4 separate regions of the Mus musculus genome follow, and regions 2, 3 and 4 are each linked to region 1. Evidence: chromatin loops called from intact Hi-C (ENCODE). Cell type or tissue: heart. All regions are shown on one strand. Each heading gives the region's core, and the rest is flanking DNA. Links, peaks and the distances in the headings are about the cores only.

What was found. A loop is a pair of places that touch in the nucleus more often than their neighbours do. Peaks named below come from ENCODE experiments on the same cell type or tissue, not always from the same donor. Only the 100,000 strongest peaks of a DNase experiment are listed, where the experiment ranks them.
Region 2: it touches region 1 in a loop (2.7-fold over the local background); 23 of 42 quality-filtered maps call a loop at or near these places.
Region 3: it touches region 1 in a loop (5-fold over the local background); 23 of 42 quality-filtered maps call a loop at or near these places.
Region 4: it touches region 1 in a loop (3-fold over the local background); 10 of 42 quality-filtered maps call a loop at or near these places.

The regions. Positions count from the first base shown.
Region 1 is chr10:75,762,525-75,768,581 of GRCm38, reverse strand. It overlaps Cabin1 (calcineurin binding protein 1), which reads left to right and starts at 4,225. Exons shown (of 37, transcript NM_172549.3): 1 at 4,225-4,557. It also overlaps the pseudogene Gm19326. In heart, for the core only: CTCF peaks have their summits at 2,368 (motif pointing right), 3,219 (motif pointing right) and 4,070; DNase peaks (open chromatin) are centred at 3,331 and 4,191; H3K4me3 peaks cover 1,528 bases; H3K27ac peaks cover 1,403 bases.
Region 2 is chr10:75,830,787-75,836,843 of GRCm38, reverse strand. Gstt2 (glutathione S-transferase, theta 2) reads left to right here and starts at 1,963. Exons shown (of 5, transcript NM_010361.2): 1 at 1,963-2,669; 2 at 3,105-3,192; 3 at 4,033-4,183; 4 at 4,276-4,449; 5 at 4,750-4,999. The coding sequence starts at 2,558. The coding sequence ends at 4,959. In heart, for the core only: a CTCF peak has its summit at 4,412 (motif pointing right); DNase peaks (open chromatin) are centred at 3,293 and 4,413; H3K4me3 peaks cover 249 bases; H3K27ac peaks cover 248 bases; H3K27me3 peaks cover 430 bases.
Region 3 is chr10:75,824,314-75,830,370 of GRCm38, reverse strand. No RefSeq gene overlaps it. Among named protein-coding and RNA genes, the nearest start is that of Gstt4, 4.8 kb to the right of the region's middle. In heart, for the core only: no CTCF peak of the experiment used is centred there; DNase peaks (open chromatin) are centred at 1,630 and 2,580.
Region 4 is chr10:75,847,415-75,853,471 of GRCm38, reverse strand. No RefSeq gene overlaps it. Among named protein-coding and RNA genes, the nearest start is that of Mif, 9.8 kb to the left of the region's middle. In heart, for the core only: no CTCF peak of the experiment used is centred there; no DNase peak of the experiment used is centred there; H3K27me3 peaks cover 341 bases.

The DNA of each region.
Region 1 (6,057 bases), core at 2,150-4,649:
TGAGTACACTGTAGCTGTACAGATGGTTGTGAGCCTTCATGTGGTTGTTGGGCATTGAATTTTTAGGACCTCTACTCGCTCCTGTTGGCCCTGTTCGCTCAGTCCCTGACTGCTCCGAATCAAAGATTTATTTATTATTATACGTATGTACACTGTAGCTGACTTCAGACACACCAGAAGAGGGTGTCAGATTATGGGTGGTTGTGAGCCACCATGTGGTTGTTGGGATTTGAACTCAGGACCTTAGGAAGAGCAGTCAGTGCTCTTATCACTGAACCATCTCACCAGCCGATATTATCTTTTATAAGAGTTACTGTGGTCGTGATGCTTCTTCATAGCAATAAAACCCTAACTAAGACACTGGCTTTCTTTTTTCCAACAATAGTTTTTTTGTTTGTTTGTTTGTTTAATTCACTTCACAGTCCCCTTGTCGTTTTTTTTTTTTTTGTTTGTTTGTTTAATTCACTTCACAGTCCCCTTGTCGTGTCCCACTCGACCAGCAAGAAAGACCAACCACCGGTTCTTCTTTAAGCAGTTTACTCAGGCAGCTACTTACTTTAAATCCCCTAGCCTCTCTTGTTACAAGTGTTTTTCTCTCCACTCCAGCCACAACCACGCCCCCACCAATCACCACAGGTCACATCACCTCACCAGGAAGCTTGCTCAGCCAATCAGGGATTAAGGGCAGGCCATCCACCAAACATGGGCTTGTTTACTACCTGGAGCAGACTTCCATCTTGCTGACCAGGAAGTCTGGAATGGCTCCCTACATCCCCTTCTTTTTTTCCTTCCAGTTCCACCCCAAATCTATCCTCCCCTTGCTCCTCCTCTTCTTCTCTCCCCTCTTCCTGGGTACCACACTACCCTGGGACATCTAGTCTTAGCAGAACACACTGGCTTTCTTTACATAACTTTTGTCTGCTCTTTCTTTCGTTTTCTCTCTCTCTTTCTCTGTTTCTTTTTCATGTTTACAATAGACATTTATTTAAAGTGAGACATAGGTAGAGCAAATATTTCTTAAATTGTGATTCAGATTGAAATAACTTTGTAGAAGTATGGTGAGACCAGGCACACCCACAGATCTTATCTAAAAGATCACTTCTTCCCCCACTCCTCTCTCTCCTTTCTTTCCCGAATAACCTCTTTTAGATAGGGTTCAAGGTAGAATTTGTCCTCCTCATATGTTGTCCACTGATCCTTAGGCAAGATCCTATGCCTCATAGTCAGGCTCTCTTAATTCGAAACAGCCTGTCATAAAGGTCCTCAGGAAGCCTTCTTATGGCTTCTTTTACATCTTCAGTTTCATGTAGTGTAGCATCTCGCATTATCCCCAGTTTATTGAATCCTGCAGCGTTATAATACCACTTTCGAAAACCATCCAGCCACTTGCTTGATGCTGCAACAGCAGATTGACCCGCCATTTTGACCTAAGAGTCTTCTGTCTGCTTTCATACACAACCCAGGATCATCTGACTAGTGGTGGCACCTCCCACAACGGGCTGGGTCTTCCCACACCAATTATTAATCAAGAACACACCCTCTAGACTTTTTATAGACTTTGCCTAGAGAGGAATCTGATGGGCGCACTGTCTCAGCTGAGGTTCCTCTTCCCTGGTGACTCTAGCTTGCTTCAAGCTAACAAAGCAGCTAAGCAGGGCGGAAAGAAAGCTGTGCATCTTCTAAGTTTGAGAGGCTGACTGGAGCTCATTTAGTTTCTGAGACTGATAAGCCAACCTCTTCTCTCTACCAGCGGGTGTTGGAATTCTGAGGACACCTGAGGATGGCACTGACATGGACCTCTCAGCGGGAACTCAGCGGGAATGGAAGACAAACAGTCTTACCATATTGAATCTGTCACCCCTACCACATACACTGATATTACCTGTCGGCTTGCATAGAAAGGTCTCTCACTTCTCAAATGTTCTCCCCACCCCAAGGTAGCTCCGAGCTATCTCTCTGTCAATTCTGTTCTGTTTGAGGCTCTGGCATGATCAATATTTCTTTCACCTTTGAACCCTTACCCTGTAGACCCCGGCATGGGGTCTATTTTTCAAGAACCGAGTGATGGAAACTGGATCCAATAAGCATACTATACTATTCGTGCTATATTTGTGGTTTTGAGAATGGCTCTTTCTAGGTGGCCCTGACTGACCTGAATCTGTTGTGTAAAACAGGCTAGCCTTGAACTTGAAGTGATCCTCCTGCCCCAGCTTCCCGAGTGTGCACAGGCAGAAGTCTCACCACCAAGACTCACTGTTTACACAATTTTAATAATTTTTCTTTCTGTTCCTCTACCCTCTTGCAGTCTATACTTTTTTTTTTTTCTTTTATGTATGTGGGTACACTGTCGCTGTCTTCAGACACACCAGAAGAGGGCATCAGATCCCATTACAGATGGTTGTGAGCCACCATGTGGTTGCTGGGAATTGAACTCAGGACCTCTGGAAGAGCCAGTTGGTGTTCTCCAACCTCCAGTCTATACTTTTCTGAAGTCAAAGTTGGTAATATATTTTTTAACCTCTTGGAATATTAATAAGGTTGTTTTCTTTGTACCAGACTGATTGAATTATGCACCATGATTCTTACTGTTAATGTTTTCTTTTTAAACAAGCCTTGCTCCCCCGCCCCCCGCATTTTGTTGTTGTTGTTTGGTTTTTGTTTTTCTACACAGGGTTTGTGTTACCTTGTGTTACCCTGGGTGTCTTGGAACTCACAGAGATCACCTGGTCACTCTGCCTCTGCTTCCCAAGTGCTAGGATTAAAGGCGTGTGCCACCATGCCCAGCTTTAAATAAGTTTTCAAACTCTTACAATATGGGGGAAAAAAGCCGTAACATTCATTGTTAAAAATTTTATGTGAGCTGGGCAGTGTTGGCACACGCCTTTAATCCCAGCACTTGGGAGGCAGAGGCAGGTGGATTTCTGAGTTCGAGGCTAGCCTGGTCTACAGAGTTCCAGGATAGCCAGGGCTATACAGAGAAACCCTGTCTCAAAAAACCAAAAAAAAAAAAAAAAAAAAATTTTAATGTGTTCTTTCAGAGTTCCTGAGTTCAATTCCCAACATGGTGGCTTGCAACCATCTGTAATGGGATCCGATGCCCTCTTCTGGTGTGTCTGAATACAGATATTGTGTACTTACATTCATAAAGTAAACAAACCTTTTTTTAAAAAAAATTATGTGTATGAGTGTTTTGCTTGCATGTATGGCTGTGTACCACATTGTGCAGTTCCAGAAGAAGCCAGAAGAGGGCGTTGGAGATCGTCTTGAACTCTTGAACTGAAATTACAGCCGGTTGTGAGCTGTGCCAATGCTGGTCTTCAAACCAAGGTCCCCTGGAAGAGAAGCCAGTGCTCTGAACTGCCAAGACGGCTCTGCAGCCCCTTAGTGTTATTTAAATCATTCTTGTGGGATACTTTGCCACCAGGGATTCCAGCAGTGTGGAGCTCCTCCCTAAAGGGTTGCATCAACTCCCAAAATACTAACCTCTCCTTATCAGGTTTTTCTGCTCAAAAACCGGTAAACTTCTCTGACACGTTTCTTAAGCGGGTCTGCTCCCCCGCCCTTTGGTTTTTAAATCATTTGCGTTTCTAAGTCGTTCATGTATCTAATCCCTGCTCTTGGGAGACAGAGGCAGGCTTATCTTTGTGAGTCGGAGAGCCTGTAAATACGGAGTTCCAGACCAGGCAGAAGAGGCGAGGCCTGGGCACCATAACAAGTTCCAGCTCCCTATCTAGTTCTGCTTGCGTGTCGCTTGGGTTTCCAATCATTATCGTCAGAACACCTGCTCCGGGTCTTTGGCAGCAATGCGCTTGTTTTAGTGAATGGGGGGGGGGGGGGTTCTAGTTTGTAAACTCGCGTTCATAAAGCGTGCGTGCAAGTGGTAGTATGTGATGGCCAGTAACCTTAGCAAGCCGGAGTCCGAAGCCGGAGGATAGCCACGAGTTCGAAGCTAGTTTGGGCTGCACTAGTGAGACACTGCTTAAAACAAACCAGACCAAAATAAAACACAATAGCAACAACAAAACCAAAGCAAAATAAAACAAAACTGTTAAGTCCTGCAGGTAGCGGAGCGCAGCAGCAGCAGGCAGCAGCGTTCCCACGCGCGCGAGTCAAAGACACAGCGCACAGCGAACCCGTGGGTCCGCCCAAACAGCCTACTCCGATTGGCTGATAAGGCTGACACTTCAGCCAATGAGAGCGTTCCTTGTTGGTTTGTCGCGCGCAGGAGTCTGGGAGCTCCGGCCGTTGCCCTGGAGACGCCGGTCGAGTTCCGGGGAGCAAGGGCTGTGTGTGTCTGCTAAGTGTGCGCACGGCTCCCGTGAGCGCGAGGAGGTGGAACCACGCGAGAAGACCCGCTCTTCCCCTTCCTCCCGGGCGCGGTGGGCCGAAGCCAGGCTCGAGACCCGAAGGCACGGGCGCGGGTCTTCTGCCCACGCTGGCTTCTTCTCGCTTCCCGCAGCCTCGCCCGGTGGCGCCTAGGGTGGGTCACAGTGACCGCAGCTCGAAGCCATCCCTTTCGGTGCGTCCTTTCGTTCACCTTCACCGCAGCCCAGCGAGGTGAGTGTGATGTGAGTACCATTTCCAGGGGTGGAAACTGAGGCCGAGGGAAGGTTTTAAACGACTTTAAAGTTCCGGTGCGGCTTACCCCGACTGCAGCCATTCTGCTCAACACCCTCCATGGAGGAGGCAGGTAGAACGACTTCACCTGGCGCTGTCAGGTTTCTGCACTTGTGGACTTTGCCGCTTAACTCTTCAAGACGTGACTTCTTATAGGTCATCAGTGTGGCCTATTGAACCTCATCTGGGTAAAGTTCCTTCTATGTGATTGATTAATTTGCTTAGGAATAAAATTTAGAATGATCTCCTTCAGGGGTTGGCACACTCTTGTAGATAGATTTATATTTTATGTTGTAAATTTAATTTAAAAAAAAACAATACTTTTAATGGTAAGTGTTTTAGATTTGGGGTGGCTGTTCAATTGTTTCATTAATAAAGTCAAAGACAATATATGAGACAGTGTGTCACTATAATTTTATTTATAGATACTGAAAGCTGAATGGAAATAATTTTTATGTAATTGTCATGAATCAAGAGGTTGGTTGGTTGGCTGGTTGTTTTCCTCATTAGAAATGTAAAAAAGAAAAAAAAATCCTCCTTTCGGGCTGTATAATAGCAGTGGATGGTGAACCTACAGGCCATGTCTAGACCAGCATGTCACATCATAGAGGAAACAGGCATAGAGAGGGGCATTTATGTTAAGTCAGTCTCTCACACACAGTTCTACCATAACCTCAAGACTGCCAGAAGTCAGGTGTCATAGTTAGGGTTTTACTGCTGTGAACAGACACCATGACCAAGGCAAGTTTTATAAAGGACAACATTTAATTGCGGCTGGCTTACAGGTTCAGAGGTTCAGTCCATTATCATCAAGTCGAGAACATGGCAGCATCCAGGCAGGCATGGTGCAGGAGGAGCTGAGAGCTCTACATCTTCATCTGAAGGCTGCTAACAGAAGACTGACTTCCAGGAAGCTAGGACTAGGGTATAAAATCCCACTCCCACAGTGACACACCTCTAACAAGGCCACACATCCAAATAGTGCCACTCCCTGGGCCAAGCATATGCAAACCATCACACTGTGTGTAATGGTGTGTGTGCCTTTAATCCCAAGCACTGTGGAGGCCGAGACAGGTGGAACAGAGCAAGTTCCAGGATAGTCAGAGCTACACAGGGAGACCCTACCTTGAAAACTCCCTTATCCCTGACAAGAAAAATTGCCAGGCTCCTAGACCCTAGTAGGCCCCTTGGTTGCCTTTCACTAACTGGATGGCAGAGCTGAGGGCCATAAATAGCTTTTCTTTACTATGATCTTAAGCAATGGAAACTTCATAGAGTTTGGAAACAGACCTGCTATGTCAGTGCACGCTTTTAATCTCAGAACGCAGGAGGCAAAGGCATGTGTTTATCTCTCTCAGTCTGGTCTATATAGCAAGTCCAGGCCCAGTCAACTGGCACTACATAGATTCTGTGTTTAAAAGAAGAAGAAGAAAAAAAAGG
Region 2 (6,057 bases), core at 3,214-5,713, 67 kb before region 1:
TAGGAATGAACTCCTTAGTTGGTTGTCCAATGCAGAACTGTCAGCCTTGAGTTTATATGTACAAACAAAAAAATAGAGCTAGCAGGTTTATATAATCTGTGCACATACACACATATGTATGTAACAATAATAATTTAAAAGATGAGAAGAGCTAAGAAAACCTAGCCAGAGGCCAGGATGGTGGTACACACCTTTAATTCCAGGATTGAAGCAAGAGGATCTCTGTGAGTTCAGAGTTAGCCTGTTCTACATAGTTAGTTCCCTGACAGCCAGCCTATATAGACAGACCCTGTCTCAATGAATAACAACAAAATTTCCTCAAACAAATTAGCTGTTTCCACAGAATGAGGTCAACACGTTTGAAGACTAACTATTCTCTGGCAGTCAGCCATTCCAACTTTTATTCCCACCACTTCAGTAACCACCGTTCGGTGTGATTTGTGAACCTTGGCTTCTCTTCAGTTTTTTTGTTTGTTTTGTGGTGTGGAGGGTTGAATCCAGGGCTAGGTTCACTGATGCTAAACAAATGCTGTGTCATGAAACCAGGTTCTAGCTACTGATTTTCTTTGTCCTGTTTGTCAGATAGGCTCCCCCTAGGTGGCCCAGGGTATAAACTGCCAAACCCCACTGCCATGAGCAACATACTTCCTGTAGCAAGCAAGGTGCCACAACCTAAAAGCTACATAACCCACACAAAACAGACCACCAGCTGGGGTCTGTTCATACACTAGGTTCAAACGCAGGAAACTATGGGCTGTGGGGAGGTGGGGCGGGGGCGGGCATTTCTCATTCAAACTACCACTCACTCTGGCTTTAGGTATCTGACAATCAAGATGAAAACTATTACCAGTCAAAAAGGGAGGGTAGCAAAAAAAAAAAAAAAAAAAAAGGGGTATTTTTGTCAAGATTCAAGGAAGCCCTTTTTTTGGGGGGGGGGAGGGGTTAAGAAGCCGGAAGAGAGGATGAGATGGAAGAGGGGAGTGAGGCAGCCAAACCAGTTCCTTGCCAGTGTGGGAGGGGACTCTCCGGAGAGTAGCGAAGCAGGTACCTGAGTCTGCAGGGTGAAAGCCGGGGGGGGGGGGGGGGGGGTGTTTCGGGGCGGGATTCAGGGGTCCATCCATTCAAGAGCCATATCTGATCCCGTGAGAGAGGATGTCTGACCTAGGGGAAGCACGTGAAATAAACAAGGCCAGGAGACTTCTAGGGGCCAATCACATCAGAGGGCTTGGGTGGGTACAGTCATCTTGGATCACATGCTCTCCCTACCGAATTTGCACGAGCAGAGCCACGTGCGGTGCAGGGCTGCAGAAGAAGCTCCTCTGGGGACAGCTTTGTGTTTTTCAGAATCCTTTTCCTCAAAAAACAACACCAGCTTATTTAGGTAAAAGGGCAATTTGGCTTCAGACGGTTCTGGCGGTGGGAGGGGCGAGGGGAGGGGCCACTTGAGAGAGCTCGGTTTGAGCCTACTGGCTACCACAGCTCCTAGCTATCAACTCACAGGGTAAGACTGGTTCTATGGCAAATGCCTGTAGTCCTAAGCACTTGGAAAATGAAGTCGAATTTGAGGCCAACCTGGACTATATGAGTCCCTGTTTCAAACAAAACAAAACAAAACAAAACAAAAAATAGCCAACCAAATGAATCAAACAAACATAAATTCCCTGGAAAGCCAGGCAGGATAGGTCTCACCTGGGAGTCCCAGACATTCAGGAAACTAAGACAGGAGAATCAATGGAGCAGAAGGGTTTGAGGCCAGCCTGTGCTATAGCAAGACCCCTACCCCTCAATGTCAAAAAAAAAAAAAAAAAAAAAAAAAAAAGAAAGAAAGAAAGAAAGAAAAAAGAAAAAAAGAAAAACGCCCAGGGAAACATTCTGGTGCCCGATATGGCCCACGGGCTATAGCTACTCTAAAAGATTCAGATAAAGCCAGTGATAATGGGCACCTCTTTTCCCCATCGGAAGATGCTACCGTGGAGAGTGTTGGAGGCGGGCGAGAGAGGTGGTCCTGTGACTCCTTCAAGCTTTGCTGCCCAGCCTCACAGATCTGGGGAGGTCCAGTGTTCTTAGACGACCTGTTTTGCACGGGGCAGCTGGACCAACCACAGTTCTTCCTTAAGGCAAAGTTTCTAGCAGCCTGCAACAAGCTTCACCCGTTAAAGAAGGATCAGCGATCAGCCTCTAAGATCCCCTCCTGCAGTAACTGAGAGCTAGGAGCTGAGCGGTCTAGTTCCCCGCAAACGACTACGTCCACAGAACTCTGAGTTGGGTCCACGAAAGCCCAGCTAGGCCATTTCCGCGTCCGGGTGAGACTAAGGTCCTGGGCTGGATTCCTGGCTCCACGGTCCGCTGGAGCAAATCGCATAAGTCAGTCTGAGTGCGCGCGCACCTCAGCCCTGCTTTTGGTATAAAGTCCTCCAAAGCGTCTCCCTCCCCAAGATCAGCAGGTGTCAGCTATCCAGAGGAGGAAATCGTTTGGCTTGGCCAACTGAGGCTGTGCTGGACCCCAGCTTGCTGTTATCGAACGCAGTCGGCACACCATCTTGTGTCGCTACCGGCAATGGGCTTGGAGCTCTACCTGGACCTGCTGTCACAACCCAGCCGCGCTGTCTACATCTTCGCCAAGAAGAATGGCATCCCCTTCCAGACGCGTACCGTGGATATACTCAAAGGTTGGCACATTTACCCCTAGACCATGTCAGTCCTTCACATTCTGCCTGGGTACAATCTCCCCATCATCTGACCCCCCCCACCCCCAGCGCCGTCCACCAAGGAATGCTCTGCTCTCTTTGGAGTGGTCTTAGTCAGTTCAGAGCCCTCTTTAAACGTAACTTCCGCTCTGACAAGAGAGACTTTTTGTCCTGGGACGTGGGGAGAAAAATGAAAGATTCCTACAGTTTCTGCTTTGAAGGCACGCAGTGTTTAGATTCACAAAATTCCGGAGACTTTGCAGGGAAGAGACACATAGCTGAGCCACCTCTGTGCCTCTGGTTCCCGGCCCATCCGGATTTTGGCCGTTTCGACCTTGCTCTGGTTGCAAAGAGAAAGGGGAAAATAGGAATACTGCTTGAGTCCTTGCACGCATTTTCTGGCTTCTTCCTTCCCAGGGCAGCACATGAGCGAGCAATTCTCCCAGGTGAACTGCTTAAACAAAGTTCCTGTACTCAAAGACGGAAGCTTCGTGTTGACCGAAAGGTGCAGCTGTAAATATACCCAGAGCCCTCACTACCTCCTCCGGCTCCCTTTGGCCGCCCCACTTCCGTTGGAGTGGGGTGCGGGGCGGGGCCCTGGCCGACTCCGACCCTAGGCTGTGAGGGGGCCTGGCTAGAGCAGACTCTGTGGGAAGGGGTCCTGGAAGACTAGAGGGCTGATCCAGCATGTCCCTTGCTTCTGTCCTGTTTCATCTGCTGGACTCCCCCCCTCCCCCTCCAGGCCTCCCTATCCTGATTGAGGGGTATTGGAAGGCGACAAGGGGACGATTGTCAAGGGTTAGGGAAAAAAAAATGTAGATTCAACAAAGGACTAGGAAGGGCTTCTCCTAACTTCCTAGATGTCCTGTTTAATCCGCCAAAGCTTGGCCCCGGAGACCAATGAAAGGGTCAGGGCTCACAGACTGTTTGGTTCTCCCATTAGAGTCTAGTGTCAGAGAGCTAAAAAACAAAACAAAACAACAACAAAAAAAAACCCACAAAACAACAACAACCACCACCAAAAAAGAAAGGCGGAGAGAAAAAGGTCTGGCCAGGGGTCAGTGTCCACGACATCAAAAAAAGAGGCGACCTGGAGAGGGGCAGAGCTCTTGCTGGTGTCTGTCTGTGTGTGTCTGTGTGTGTCTCTGGGTTTCACCATGCACAACATTGCAGAGAAGAAAGGCTCTGGGGACAGGCAAGAGTCATGGAGAGATAGGTGGTGAGACCAGAGGGAAGTACTTCAAATGTGAGAATTCTGAAGGCCCCGCCAAGGGATGGGAAACAGCCAAGGTCCTTAAATCCCCTCTTCCCATGGTCCATATAGCCCCTCTTCTATGATTCCCAGCACAGCCATCTTGATTTACCTGAGTTCCAAGTACCAGGTGGCAGACCACTGGTACCCGGCCGACCTACAGGCCCGTGCCCAAGTCCACGAATACCTGGGCTGGCATGCCGACAACATCCGTGGTACTTTCGGAGTGCTCCTATGGACCAAGGTATCCAGGGTCCTCTGGGGAGGGGCTGAACCTTGGGCACCCAGTAAGAGTCAGGCTTATTTATAGATTGAGCTCTTCTGTCGTTCTGCCAGGTGTTGGGGCCACTCATTGGGGTCCAGGTTCCCCAGGAGAAGGTGGAACGGAACAGAGATAGAATGGTCCTGGTTCTGCAACAGCTGGAGGACAAGTTCCTCAGGGACAGGGCCTTCCTTGTTGGCCAGCAGGTGACGCTAGCGGATCTCATGTCTCTGGAGGAGTTGATGCAGGTAGGAGACCAGCAGATGGGGTAGTAGTAGCTAAGGGCGGACTCTTCTTTTTGCTACTTCCCCAAGTCCAAAGCACTGTGGTCTGGGAAAAGCCAGAACCATAGAGGGGAACTTTGTGTGATTTGTTTCCTGTCTAGGTGGGAAGTGGGGAGTGGGGTGGGGGGCAGCTTCTGGCTGCTGTCAGGTCCTGGATCTGATCACAGTGCCCCAGACCTCCCATGGGGCTGTGTCTATGATGCTTGTGTTGCCTGCAATGGGACCCTCGGTATCTCTTCGACTTTCCCATCTTTGTCTCTACAGCCCGTGGCTCTTGGCTATAACCTGTTTGAGGGACGGCCTCAGCTGACAGCATGGCGAGAGAGGGTGGAGGCGTTCTTGGGTGCTGAGCTGTGTCAGGAGGCTCATAGCACCATCCTGAGCATCCTGGGACAGGCAGCCAAGAAAATGTTACCAGTACCCCCTCCGGAGGTCCATGCCAGCATGCAGCTTCGAATTGCTAGGATTCCTTGAGTGGTCTGACCAGCAATAAAGACTCATTTTGTGTTTTTTCTTTCCTTTTTTTTCTTTTTTTTAAAAAATATTTATTTATTTATTTATTATATGTAAGTACACTGTAGCTGTCTTCAGACTCTCATTACGGGTGGTTGTGAGCCACAATGTGGTTGCTGGGATTTGAACTTCGGACCTTTGGAAGAGCAGTCGGGTGCTCTTACCCACTGAGACATCTCACCAACCCCTTTCCTTTTTTTTCTTAACGTTTCTTTTTGCCCCAGTCTTTTATCCTGGCTCCCTCTCTGACTCTGAGAGAAGCTTTAAAAGGAACACCAGCTATCCTTAGCATGCTTCTCTTAAGGTACAGTATACACAACCTATAGGAGACCCAAATCAATAATATATAAAAGATGCTTTAAAAAAAAAAAAACAGTAACACACCCAAAGAAACCAATCAAAAGTTGGTAGACATCTGTGTTTTATTATAATAAAGAGTCTGAATAGTTTAAGGAATAAAGAGCTATTGGTTTTTTTGTTTGTTTTGAGACAGGGTTTCTCTGGCTGTCCTGGAACTCACTTTGTAGATCATGCTGTCCTCGAACTCAGAAATCCACCTGCCTCTGCCTCCCGAGTGCTGGGACTAAAGGTGTGCGCCACCACGCCCAGCTCGTTAATTGGTTTTATTATACTGTCCTATAATATGCATGGAATCAAATTATGACTCCGTGAAACATTATGGTTAATCATAGAAAAGTCACATAACAATCCACATAAAATTATTACACGGGCAAAAAAAATGATCATAACAAGCCATTCAGGGAGGTAGATGGTGTTTTACAAGAATTAGTCATTGAAGTGTAAGAATAAATAAGATGTCTTTGGGCAAACATTTTTATCTCCTCAGATAGTTTACAAGTAACAACAAACCTGATTTATTTACATTGTTATGTAAGCCTCCAAGTGTGTCCATGGGTGAGAACACACAACAGAAAGGATTTAACATTAAGAATTAAGAGGTTGGGCTGGTGAGATGGTTCAGTGGGTAAGAGTACCCGACTGCTCTTCCAAAGGTCCAGTGTTCAAGTCCCAGCAACCACATGGTGGCTCACAACCATC
Region 3 (6,057 bases), core at 564-3,063, 63 kb before region 1:
AAAAAAAATACACTCAAATTTTAATTTATCAGCAGTAAAGCTGGGCATACTGGCTAGTTTTGTGTCCATTTGACAAAAGCTACAGTCATCAGAGAGGAGAGGAAGAAACCTCAGGTGAGGAAATGCCTATATGAGATCCAGCTGTAGGGCATTTTTTCAATTAGTGATCATTTCAGGGAGGGGCCCAGACCATGGTGGGTGGTGCCATCCCTGGGCTGGTGGTCCTAGCTTCTGTAAGAGAGCAGGCTGAGCAAGCCAGGGGAAACAAGCCAGTAAACAACACTCCTCCATGGCTTCTACATCAGCTGCAGCCCTCGGGATCCTGCCCTGTTTGAGTTCCTGTCCTTCAAAATGAACAGCAATATGTAAGTATAAGCCAAATAAACCCCTTTCTCCCCAACTTGCTTTTTGGCCATGGTGTTTTGTTGTAGCAACAGAAATCCTAAAAAAGTTGGCACCAGGATTGTGGGTTACTGCTGTGACAGATCTGACCTATGGAAAGAGGGCTATGCTGTTTAGGACTATGCTAAATGGAAGAAGTCAATCAGAAACAGTATCACATGCCTTGGAGGAACTGCATAAATTAGTGCCACCTTCAAGGACTTGAAAGATGCAGAGGTGGTGGTTCCCACCACATCTCCCTTTAACTCTCCTATCTGGCCAGTGCAGAAGACAGATGAATCATAGAGAATGACAGTTGACTATTGAAAACTAAATCAGGTAGTAACTCCGACTACAGCTGCTGTACCAGATGTAGTGTTCTTATTTGAGCAAGTTACCACCTCTCCTGGTACCTGGTATACAGCTGTTTGTTTAGCAAATGCCCCCCCCCCACCCCTTTTCTGGTAGTTGTCCATAAAGATCTCTAGAAGCAATTTGCTTTCAGTTGGCAAGACCAGCAGTACACCTTTACAGGCTTGCCTTAAGGATAAATTAGCTCTCCTACCCTATGTCATAACTTACAAGGTATCTTGATCATCTGTTTCTTCCACAAAATATCACATTGGTATACTATATTGATGATGCTCCTCCATGGCCTCTGCATCAGCTCCTGACTCCAGGTTCCTGCCCTGTTTGAGTTTCTGTCCTGAGTCCTTGTCCCAACTTCCTTTGGTGATGAGCCATGATGTGGAAGTGTAAGCCAAATACACCCTCCCCTCCCCCCAACTTGATTTTTGTTCAGGGTGTTTCATTGCAATAATAGAAACCCTAAGACTGATGGGCCTTTGAGTAACGCCATGGCTATTGTGTTATTCATGCTCCTGCGAGTAACCCCAGGAAACCCATTCCCCACCAAGCTTAAGCTAGACTTGGGTAGAATCATTTCTTTGGTCTGCCAATCACTGACCTATCTGGTTGAACAGAACCTCTTCTCAGGAAGTCAGTGAACTGTGTACTGTGGAGAGGGCATGGGTTCTCAAGCAATGGGGAGCTTGCCTGGGTTGATGAATCAGAGACAGCTCCTGGCAGTGTGGGCCAGGGGATTCTGGCACATTTGAGCATGTCAGACCAGAGCCCAGATTCCTACCCCAGGCCTTAGTGGGTGACCCCTTGCTCTGTTGGGCCTACTTGCCTTCATGAGACAGATTCTGTTTGCCTGGGCTATAGGCCAACTCTGGCTCCTAGCCCAGGCCCTCCTCCTCCACTTTGGAACAGCAAGTTGGTTGTGTTCCCTATGGCTTCCAGAGCAGAGCCTATCCTTGGAGAGAAGCTAGGTCCTAGCCAAGATTCAGCCCTGCACCTGTGTCCTAGTTCCTCATTCCAGGGACAGCAGCCACATCCTGTTACTTGATCACAGTGACTGTCTTAGGATTTCTATTGCTGTGATGAAACACCATGATCAAAAAGCAAGGTCATGGGAAAGTTTATTCAGTTTGCATTTCCATATCATAGGAGTTCAGGACAGGAACTCAAACAGAGCAGGGACCTGAAGGCAGGAACTAGTGCAGAGGCCAAGGCCACAGAGTGAATGCTGCTCACTGGTTTGCTCAGCCTGCTTTCTTATAGAACCCAGGACCTCCGGCTCAGAGATACCCCCACCTATAGTGGGCTGGGCCTCCCCCCATCAATCACTAATGAAGAAAATGTGCTTTAGGCTTGCCTACACCCTGATTGGATCTTATGGAGCATTTTCTCAAGTGAGGCTCCTTCCTCTCTGATGACTCTAGCTTGTGTCAAGTTGGCATAAAGTAGCTGGCACAGTGATCTTGCTTGACACAGTCAGAGTGACAAAAGGGTGTGTGTGGAGGGGACTTCACTCATCCAGTTGAGCCATGAGCTGTTCCTGAAACCATGGAAGATGTCATCTGCACACAGTATGAATTTGTGTGTGTGTGTGTGTGTGTGTGTGTGAGCGTGCCTACGCGTGTGTTGGGGGTATCCATCTCCCACAGTCCTAACTACTGGTTGGCTTCAGAGCCTGTGATAAGCATGGCCAAACTCTGTGTGTCAGGTCCAGAGAATGACTCTTACTTCCTCAGGTTTCAGAATGGGGTCCTGCCAACTTCCTAGGAGGTCTTGGCTAGGAGCCCAGGAAGGCCTGGGTGACTCAGGCTTGCAGCCAACCCCACACCCTACTCAATCAGCATCTTCCAGTATGGAAGCCAAACCCTGGCTCCCCTTGCACACAGGAGTTGTCCTCCAGGTCCACAGTGACTCTGCTGCCCATAGCTTACCCCTCCACACCACAACAGAAGTGCCCAGGCCAAAATAGGCCTAGGGGGTGTGACCATGGTGAGCACATGGAGAGAGTACCGCACGGAGGGGCAAAGTGACCAGACTTGAACTTCAGACATTTCCGTGATGCTAGCCCACAGGGTAGGGCTGCTTCCCTCGTGTGGAGTGGAGATGCTAACAGGGATGAGTGAGGCCCAGACAGAGGGCAGACCTGGGTCCCTGCAGAAGGAAATGCCTGCCGAAACATGGTCCAGGGAGGAAGCAGGAGGAGACCTTTAATGGCAGTGAGCCTTTCCTGGGAGGCCGGAAGTGGAGCAAATAAAGATGCGGCACAGACAGGAAGCAGTTGCGGGGCTCCTTCCCTGATGGCAGAGCCGTGGAGAACCTGGTTAAATGTTCAGGTGTGAGTAAAAGATCAGTGTTGGCAAACAAAGTCCCAACTCCCTTTCTGTTTGACGGTTAATCTCGTCAGCTTGACTGGATTTAGAAATATCTAGGAAACACTGGCTCTTGGCGAGTCTGTAAAGGGATTTCCTAAATATGCGTGCCTTGATCTCATCGGATAGGATCCAAGACAGTGAGAAAAGAAGAATGCGAGGATTTATCTCTTTCTGCTTTGGCTGTGGCGACAATGAAACTGGGTGTTCCTATCCCTGCCACCTGGCCTCTATAGTCTCCAACTTCACTCTCAAATTGTGAGCCAGAATAAGCCTCCCCTTCTTCCTCTTCTTCTCTTCAATTTATCTATTTTATCTATATGAGCACACTGAGGCCTTTTTCAGAACCACCAGAAGAAGACATCAGATCCCATTACACATGGTTGCGAACCACCGTGTGGTTGCTGGGAATTGAACTCAGGACCTCTGGAAGAGCAGAACATTTAATTGGGGCTGGCTTATAGATTCAGAGGTTCATTCCATTATCATCAAAGTGAGAGCATGGCAGTGTCCAGGCAGGCATGGTGCAGACGGAGCTGAGAGTTCTACATCTTCATCTGAAGGCTGCTAGTGGAAGACTGACTTCCAGGCACCTAGGACAAGGGTATTAAAGCCCACACCCACAAGGCCACACCTCCCAACAGTGCCACTCCCTGGGCTACGCATTTATAAACCATCAGGCCTCCTCAACAGTGTCCTACAGACTGGTGCAAGGGCCAGGACTGCAAGTGATGGAGGGTACCAGTTGGAACATATACTGACTGCCTTCCATTCCTTGCCCTGAATAGACATCATCAATCAATCACAGAAAACTTTCCTCCAAGGATCCTCAGAAGATCCCAACGCACATCACTGATTGTTGGTAGTGAGGAAGACAGGCAGATAGGGTCAAGGAAACTTGTGAGTACCCAGGGTGAACTGCTCTCTTAGCCTAGTCTCTTGGGTCTTTCTCACTGAGGAAGCCTCGGGTGCTGTGCATGTTCAACAGCTAGTGAGAAGGCTGAGTTCAGCTCCGCAACAACTATATAAGTGGCTCAAGCAGCAAGAACCTTCCTGGCTACTGAGTAGGTCTCCCTGGTAGGTATAGTGGTATTCATAGATTGAATGTAAGAGAGGCCTTCATACCCACCTGCCAGCAGCCATGGCCTGAAGTATAGTCTCTTTAAAGCTAGACCTCAGCTGGCTGTTAGACCCATAGTCAGATCATGCTGGGAGCTGGAGAAGTTCAGGATATCCCTAAGTTCATACGACAGCCACAGAGAAACCATAGGCTTGGTGGGAACCTCCACTGGTATAGAAGCTGGAACAGCAGCTTCAGAAGTACCTTGCTTTCTGCCATGCATGGTACTGTTACAGACATACTCTGAATTCTCTCCTGATCCACATGTCGTTCTGGGGAAGTGAGACCTAGGAAGACAGGGCATCTTCCAAGATTTTTGTCCTTATCAACTTGACAAGATCTAGAGTTACCTAGGGGACAGGTCTCAGGCCATGCCTGTGAGGGATTTTCTTGACTGAGTTCAATCAAGTGGGAAGACCCACTTGAAAGTGGGTAGTGTCACCAGACACGGGTGGTACATGCCTTTAATCTCAGCACTTGGGAGGCAGAGGCAGGCAGATTTTTGAGTTAGCGGCCAGCCTGGTTCTAGAGAGTGAGTTCCAGGACAGCCAGGGCTATACAGTGAAACCCTGTCTCAAAAACAACAACAGAAAGAAAGAAAGAAAGAAAGAAAGAAAGAAAGAAAGAAAGAAAGAAAGAAAGAAAGAAAGAAAGAAAGAAAGTGGGTAGTGTTATTCTTCAGTCCTGAGTCCCAGACTGGATGACAATAAATGTGACTTGAACAGTAGCATTTACAACTATCTTGTTTCTGACCTCAGAAGCAATATAACCAGCTCCCTCAAGACACTGCCTGCCCACTCTCCCCTCCCTAGATTTCCACCATGCTGGGCTATGAGATCAAATTAACTTTTCCTTCTTCCCTATCTTGTTTGCTCAAGAATTTATTGCTGCAAAGAGGAAATTAGTTAATATGACCATGTAGCCTAAAGCCACATTGTGGCTTCATCATGGATCCCTATTAGCCTTCTTCCATAGCTGCCGAGGTGCACAGTATGATCTATGTTGCTTTAATCAAGGCCAGGGCATTTCTGGGCTTCTGCATGGTAGAGTCTGGTGGGCCACACTCTGAGCATCCTTGATGTTGCACCTTTTTTCCCTGAATTCCTCCAGTATTTTAGCTTCTATCACTGTAACTAAATACCCTAGACAGTTAACTTATAAAGAAAAAGGGAGATTGGGAGAGACGGTTCAGCACTTGGTGGTGTTTATTGCTTTTGCAGCGGAGCAGAGTTCAGTTCCTGTTGGCTAGTTCACAACCACCTGTAACTCCAGCTCTAGGGGAACCAGTGCTGACTTCTGGATTCCCCAGTGTAGAATCCAAAATAAGTTCGAGACCACCCATCCCCTTCCCCCTCTGAAGGGACTTTCCATCAAGGCCACCCAGCCTCTTCCTTTCTGAAGGGACTTTCCAAACTGTACAGTTTTAATGGTCAAAATGACTAAGCCTACAGCTGCCAAGACAAGATGAGCTGTTCTCAGAAAAATAACCATAACAAAAATAACAGTTCTCAGAAAAATTCCCCTACCCTACCCCACACTGAATTCTGAGAAAAACCACAAACTACCCTGACCTTGTCGCTAGAATCCCCGTGATGCTAATAGCCTGCATTAATAACTGTGACGTTAATAGTTGATTCATAAGTTTAAAACAGACTGTTGCTTTGCTGACCAATCATAATAACCCACCATAAAAAGAGTATAAAAGAACTGTGCTTTTTGAATATGGGGTTGAGTCTCCCTGAGGCTGAGCAACCCAACATGTGTCGGAACAATAAACCTCTTGCCATTGCAGCGATCTATTGTCAAGTTGTGTTTCGGGAGTTG
Region 4 (6,057 bases), core at 1,221-3,720, 86 kb before region 1:
GACAGCCAGGGCCATACAGAGAAACCCTGTCCTATACAGAGAAAACAAAAACAAAAAAGCTTGGAGTTCCGGTGCCCATGCCAGCCCGTGCCATTATAAGTAATCTTATTTTGCCAAGGTAGATTTGTCAGAATCTTTGATTTGCTAGGGCCCTCATTATTAGGGGGTGAATAATGTTTCTTTTCCGTCTTCCTAGGAAAATCATACTACATACTTTTAAGTAAAAAAAAAAAAAGTCTACTGTGGTGCCTGCAGATCGCTTTTTGTCCCCCACCACCACCCCCACCACCACCCCCCATGCAGGACAGGCCACAGTTAAGATTTTGTAAGACCGGAAAAGCCTTACGTCCGGGATGCCACTCACAGGGACGCAGAGTCGAAGATCGATGCAAAGCGCAAGAGGTTTATTGATCCAGCATGCTGGGGTTGTCCTGAAATCAGGATGGAAGCGACCCCGCGTAGCTAAAGCACACACCTTTTATACATTTTTTAGAGCACTTCTCAGTCCCAGTTTAGGGCTGGCAGTTTATCATTGGTTAACCTTTAACTGCATTACGGGGCCAGACTTAAGGACCGGAGACTATCTCTCTTAGTGAGTAAACTTAAGGAACAGAGGCCAATTCTGGGAAAAGAATATCTTGACATTTTTACAACAACTTAACCTAATGACAAGTTCAGGCCATTTTCAGCCTTTTCTATGCTATGTGTGAAACTCATAAAACTGCTTACTCAAGAGAGGGGTGTCACTCCCTAGGGCTCTACTGGCCTCTCAGAGGGGAGTGGCCCAGCTAGGCAAGGAACAGGAGGCCTTCCCATCCTCATTTTGTCATTTGGGGGAACTTGCTTGTCATTCATAGCAACAGGCTCTGGTCTTTCTCTAGGTTTGAGGAGTATGAGGGGGAGGGGGCGGGGCGGGACCTATTCAGAGGGTGGCCAGACGTTTTTCTCATCATTTTTGAGGGTTCTTTTCCCACTGGGTTGTGTTTTTGCCTTAAGAGTGCTTTCATCTGAACCTTGTTGTTACAGCATGGGCCTTTAACCAAGCACTGCAGACGCAGAGGCAGGCAGGCGGATCTCTCTGAGTTCGAGGCCAGCCTGGACTACGCGAGTTCCAGGACAGAGAAGCGCCGTGGGGGGTGGGGGGGGGGAGAGTTCGTTTATCCATCCAAAGCCCTAGGTCTTGGTTAATTGCAGATATTTTCTGAGACCATCAGTCCACCTTGGGCTCACAATAGGCAGAGCTAGTTTGCCCTCAGCACTATGGTACCACCTTGGTCATGAAACGATGGGGAAATTTTCTGTCCCTCCTTTGGGGGCTGTCCAGCTCTGGCTTCTTTCTTACCTCACCCCACCCTCTTCTCCATTGCTCCCCGCTGCCCACCTCCACCCCACCTGCTGAATGGTCCGGTCCCATTTTCCTGAAGTGTGTCTGCCCACCCACGAGGGGCCCCAGCTGTGTCTCCTGTGAATGAGGCCATTCAGGCAGCTGTGATACATCCCAAGGCTGGCTTAGGGCTGAGACTGCCTTAGGAGTTGCCCCTCTCAGAAAAACAGGCCTGTCTCAGAGGTGTTCTAACCTTCTGCTCTCCCCGCTGTGAGCATCAGTGGCCCTCAAAAGTCCTGGATGGGAAGCTCAGCACATCAAAACAAAACAAAGCAAAACAAAACAAAACAAAACAGCTATGTAAAATCAGAGCTTCCACCCAGAAGGAACCCAGGTGGGAACTCCTTGGAAGCCATCCAGGAATCCTTCCTCTGAAAGCAGAAACTTTCCTGGTTTCTTAACTCAAGAGTTCAGAGGAAAAGTGGTTTGATTCCACCATCAGTCTGTTTTCTTCGTGTCCATAGAGAAGCGAAAAGAGTGCTGGAATTTACATTCTTCACGCATTCCCTTTCCCATCCTGCTTATAAAACAGGCGGGTTCTGCTGCTGAATCTCAAGGGAAACCCATGGTAAAGGAGTGGACAGTAAAGTCGTGGGGGAAGGGCAGGCAGCAAGATGCCCCTCTCCTCCAGGACCCTGAGGCTCAAAGCTGTCTGACAGTTTTCCTTACAGTTGTGCCCCTAAACAGCGGTCTCCAAGCTTCCCACAGGGACATGTGCCCCTAATGGACTGAGAGGCAAACTGTTCCTTCATTCTAATGTTAAAACCTCCATCCAGGAAAGAGCTGGGTCTAATGTCCTTAATGCGGGAGGCACGCTGCCACACAGCGACTCTGCGGGGGGTGGGGAGGGGGGGTGTCATCCCTCATCCTTGAGGGGGGTGGTGCTCTCCTCCTCTGAATATGCTCTGGGCTTTGGAAGTGACTCCCTGTGGGTAGATACCTATTTGCTGCTAATTTGTGTGTGACAACTCCCCTTGGTTTCCCGTTCTGACCCCATATTCCCAACCAAGGGGGTGGGGGTGGGGGCACTGAGTCTATGACTGAAGAAGACTCTTCCATTATAATAGGGTAGAGCTTTGGGAGAGAATATGAAGGAATCTGCTAGCTCACAGTGTGGTGCTGATGGTACTCTTCTAAGCATCCAATTACAGGAGCCCAAAAGAGGAAAGGCTAGAGAAGGTAGCCAGGCAAGAGATAGCAGGAGTCTTTCCCCTCATCTCTTCTTCATGCAGTCTGACAAATAACCAACGTTGGTGTCCTCAAGACTAAACAAGGCACGGAAGGACAAAAAAAGGTATGTGGGTTGGAGAGATGGCTCAGCAGTTAAGAATGGTGGCTGTTGCCAGGCAGTGGTGGCGCACGCCTTTAATCTCAGCACTTGGGAGGCAGAGGCAAGTGGATTTCTGAGTTCGAGGCCAGCCTGGTCTACAGAGTGAGTTTCAGGGCTACACAGAGAAACCCTGTCTCGAAAAACAAACAAACAAAAAAGGAATGCTGGCTGTTCCTCCAGAGGTCCCAAGTTCAATTCCCAGCACCCATATGCCAGCTCACAACGATCTGTAACTCCAGTTCCAAAAAAGTCTCCCGAGAGAGAGAGAGAGAGAGAGAGAGAGAGAGAGAGAGAGAGAGAGAGAGAGAGAGGAGGCTGCTGAACTGTGGTGGCACACACCTTTAGTTCCAGCATTCAGGAGGCACAGGCAGGACAGAGCTACACAGAGAGACCCTGTTTCAAAACAAAACTGAGGTGTGTGTCTTAGCTGTTGACTTCCATCCACTGACAGATTTCTCCTCTTCCTTCAAAGCTTGAACGACTGCTGTGTGCTGAAAAGAGCGGTGGTACACCAGGTTCCCAGGAACGGTTCAATGGAGTCGTTTCCTAGCAAAACACACAGCCAAGGGGGAAAGAGTGCAGCTTTTATCATTCCTCTGTGGACACAGAAAAGCATTGACGAGGCTTCTCCTTTGTGTCGACAGTGTGGATAGGATCAACCCATGGGCAGGCTTTCTTTCTAAAGCCTATTATTTGTATATTTTAAATAAGTATGTATGGGTTTAAAACATCTGAAATATAGGATATGTATATTAATTTTGTTTTTTTTTTTTGTTTTGTTTTGTTTTTGTTTTTTGAGACAGGGTTTCTCTGTGTAGCCCTGGCTGTCCTGGAACTCACTCTGTAGACCAGGCTGGCCTCGAACTCAGAAATTCACCTGTCTCTGCCTCCAAGTGCTGGGATTAAAGGCGTGCGCCGCCACTGCCCAGCTTAAAATGTATTTTTAATTTCTAAAAATACATAAGAGCCAAAGGAAAACAGAGAAGCAAGCAGGGTGAGCACATGTGTACTGTGTTTCAGACAAGCAAGACAGTGCACATTTTTTATCCATTCACACACATTTGTGTGTTTGCATATATTTGCATATAGTTACATAAGGCAGAAATAGACATTTCCCAGAAAAAAATATGACTTCATGGGTACCATACATAATATGACATCACGCACACAAGGAAGAAAAAAATGTGCATGTGCGTAAGGGGGTGAAATAGAGGAAGGGGGAAGTATAGATTGCCCTGCACTTAGTCTGAGATGTGAAAAGCTCTCCAGGGAAATCTAGCCCTGGAAGGTCATTACCAATTAAATAAGAGACCAGCCCACTTGTGGGTGAAGGGAATGTTGTCAGGGTAACAAGCTTTCTTCTGTCTGGTTTGTGGAGTCACTACAGACACATTCAAAATTCCAAAAGCTTTTTGGTTTTGGTTTTTTTGAGACAAAGTCTCACTCTGTAGCCCTGGCTGGCCTGAGACTTGCTATGCTCCTCAACGTCACAAGAGATCCACTTGCCTCTGCCTCCCAGGTGCTGGGGTCTAACCTTTTTGTTTTTTTAATGTAGATAAGACAACCCAATTCTGACATTGAAGAGATTCCAAAGGATTGAAAAGTGCCAGATCATTTCTTAAAGAAAACAAAGGGTGAGGACATGCTTTCTCATAGGCCACTTAGATACGTAACTGAGCAATGTGGAGCTGGTACACAAGTGACAGTGACATCAATGGAAGGGATAGGCTTGCCAAGCCAATAGGTGAGCAGGCTGGCACCGAGACCCACGTAGAATGGGAAATCAAAAGTTGTCCTCTGTCCTGCACACACACACACACACACACACACACACACACACACACACGTGCTTCCCCCTCCCCCGATGACTAATTTCATAAACTATGAAAGGAAGAATTCTCCAACTAGGAGGGCTGGGCTCTTGCTATTAAGGGGAGAGAAACTGAACTCCCATTTCATATCCATGAAAAAGGAGGCAGCTTTATACGTGTTGAAAAAGTACCATAGGTCAGTCAGGAGACTAGCCTCAGATCATTTTATTAGATGACAGAATCTATTCCTAAGGAAGCCGACCCCAGAATTAGACCAGGAAGGCCTGCTGGGTTTTTGTGCCCTTCCCCCAGACTTGAGAGGGCTGTTAGACCTTGTTTTGCCACGGTTGCTAGCCCCACCTATGGTGGAGTCTATCATCCTGCCACTTCTGCAGCTTCCTGAAAGAAGCCACTACCTGCTGAGCAGCTGAGCTTGTCTTTGGCAAAGCAAAGTTATTCTGGCAAAGTGGGGGATGGGTTTCCCCCCTTTATATTCAGTCTTAAGAATTAAACATTGGGCCTTGGTCAGAATCTTTGTCTTGGTCTCTTTCTTCTTTCCTTTCCATCCATCCCCAGCTCTCCTTTCAGGAATCCAGTTCTCTTTTTTTTTTTTTGCAGTTCCTATCGTGGCTGGAGGCTTCTATCAAGAATATATAAACAAATTGCTAATAGACAACTGTTATGATTTGGATCTTAAATGTCCTCCCCGAGGTCATGTGATGAGGGCTTACTTGTCTGTGGTGGTTGGGAAACAGTAGACCTTTGAGGACACGTGAATGGGACCCCGCTGTTCCTTCCTTTTCTCGTCCCAGTCACCCTGGCTGGGCACCTTTGCTTTGCTCTGCCCCATACACATCCTCACAGGCATGCACCCAACTCTCCTGAGAGTGCAGGGCCACACAGGCCTGCACGGAAGCCTGTGGAGCTGGGTTAGAAAACTCTCCCCTCAACTTACTATTTGGCCTTTGGTTTTTTGTTTGTTTTTGTCAGTTACAGAAACCTAACATAGCAACTGTATAAAGATGAGTAAAGTAGCTGGGCAGTGGTGGCGCACGCCTTTAATCCCAGCACTCGGGAGGCAGAGGCAGGTGGATTTCTGAGTTCGAGACTAGCTGGTCTACAGAGTGAGTTCCAGGATCAGCCAGGACTATACAGAGAAACCCTGTCTTGAAAATCAAAAAACAAAAAAACAAACTCCTAGGTATACAAACAACAGAGGAACTGGTTTCTGGAAACAATCCAAAATACCTACCAAGAATGATACTGGACACACTGTGATATGTTTATTCATGAGCATAATAGCAGTGGAATGAACAAGACATGGGGACAGGGACAGGTGTTACCATGGGTGACCATGACAAGCAAAAGATGGAGCAAAACCTACAGGCACAGATAATATGATCCCATTCATTCAAACTTCAAAAGCAGGCAACCCCAAATTACACCGTGCAGAGGGCCATGCATAGGTGGTCACGCATACGGAAGCTGGGAAAGGGTTGTTCCTTGGGGAGCTTGCTAGGTTACAGACCCTC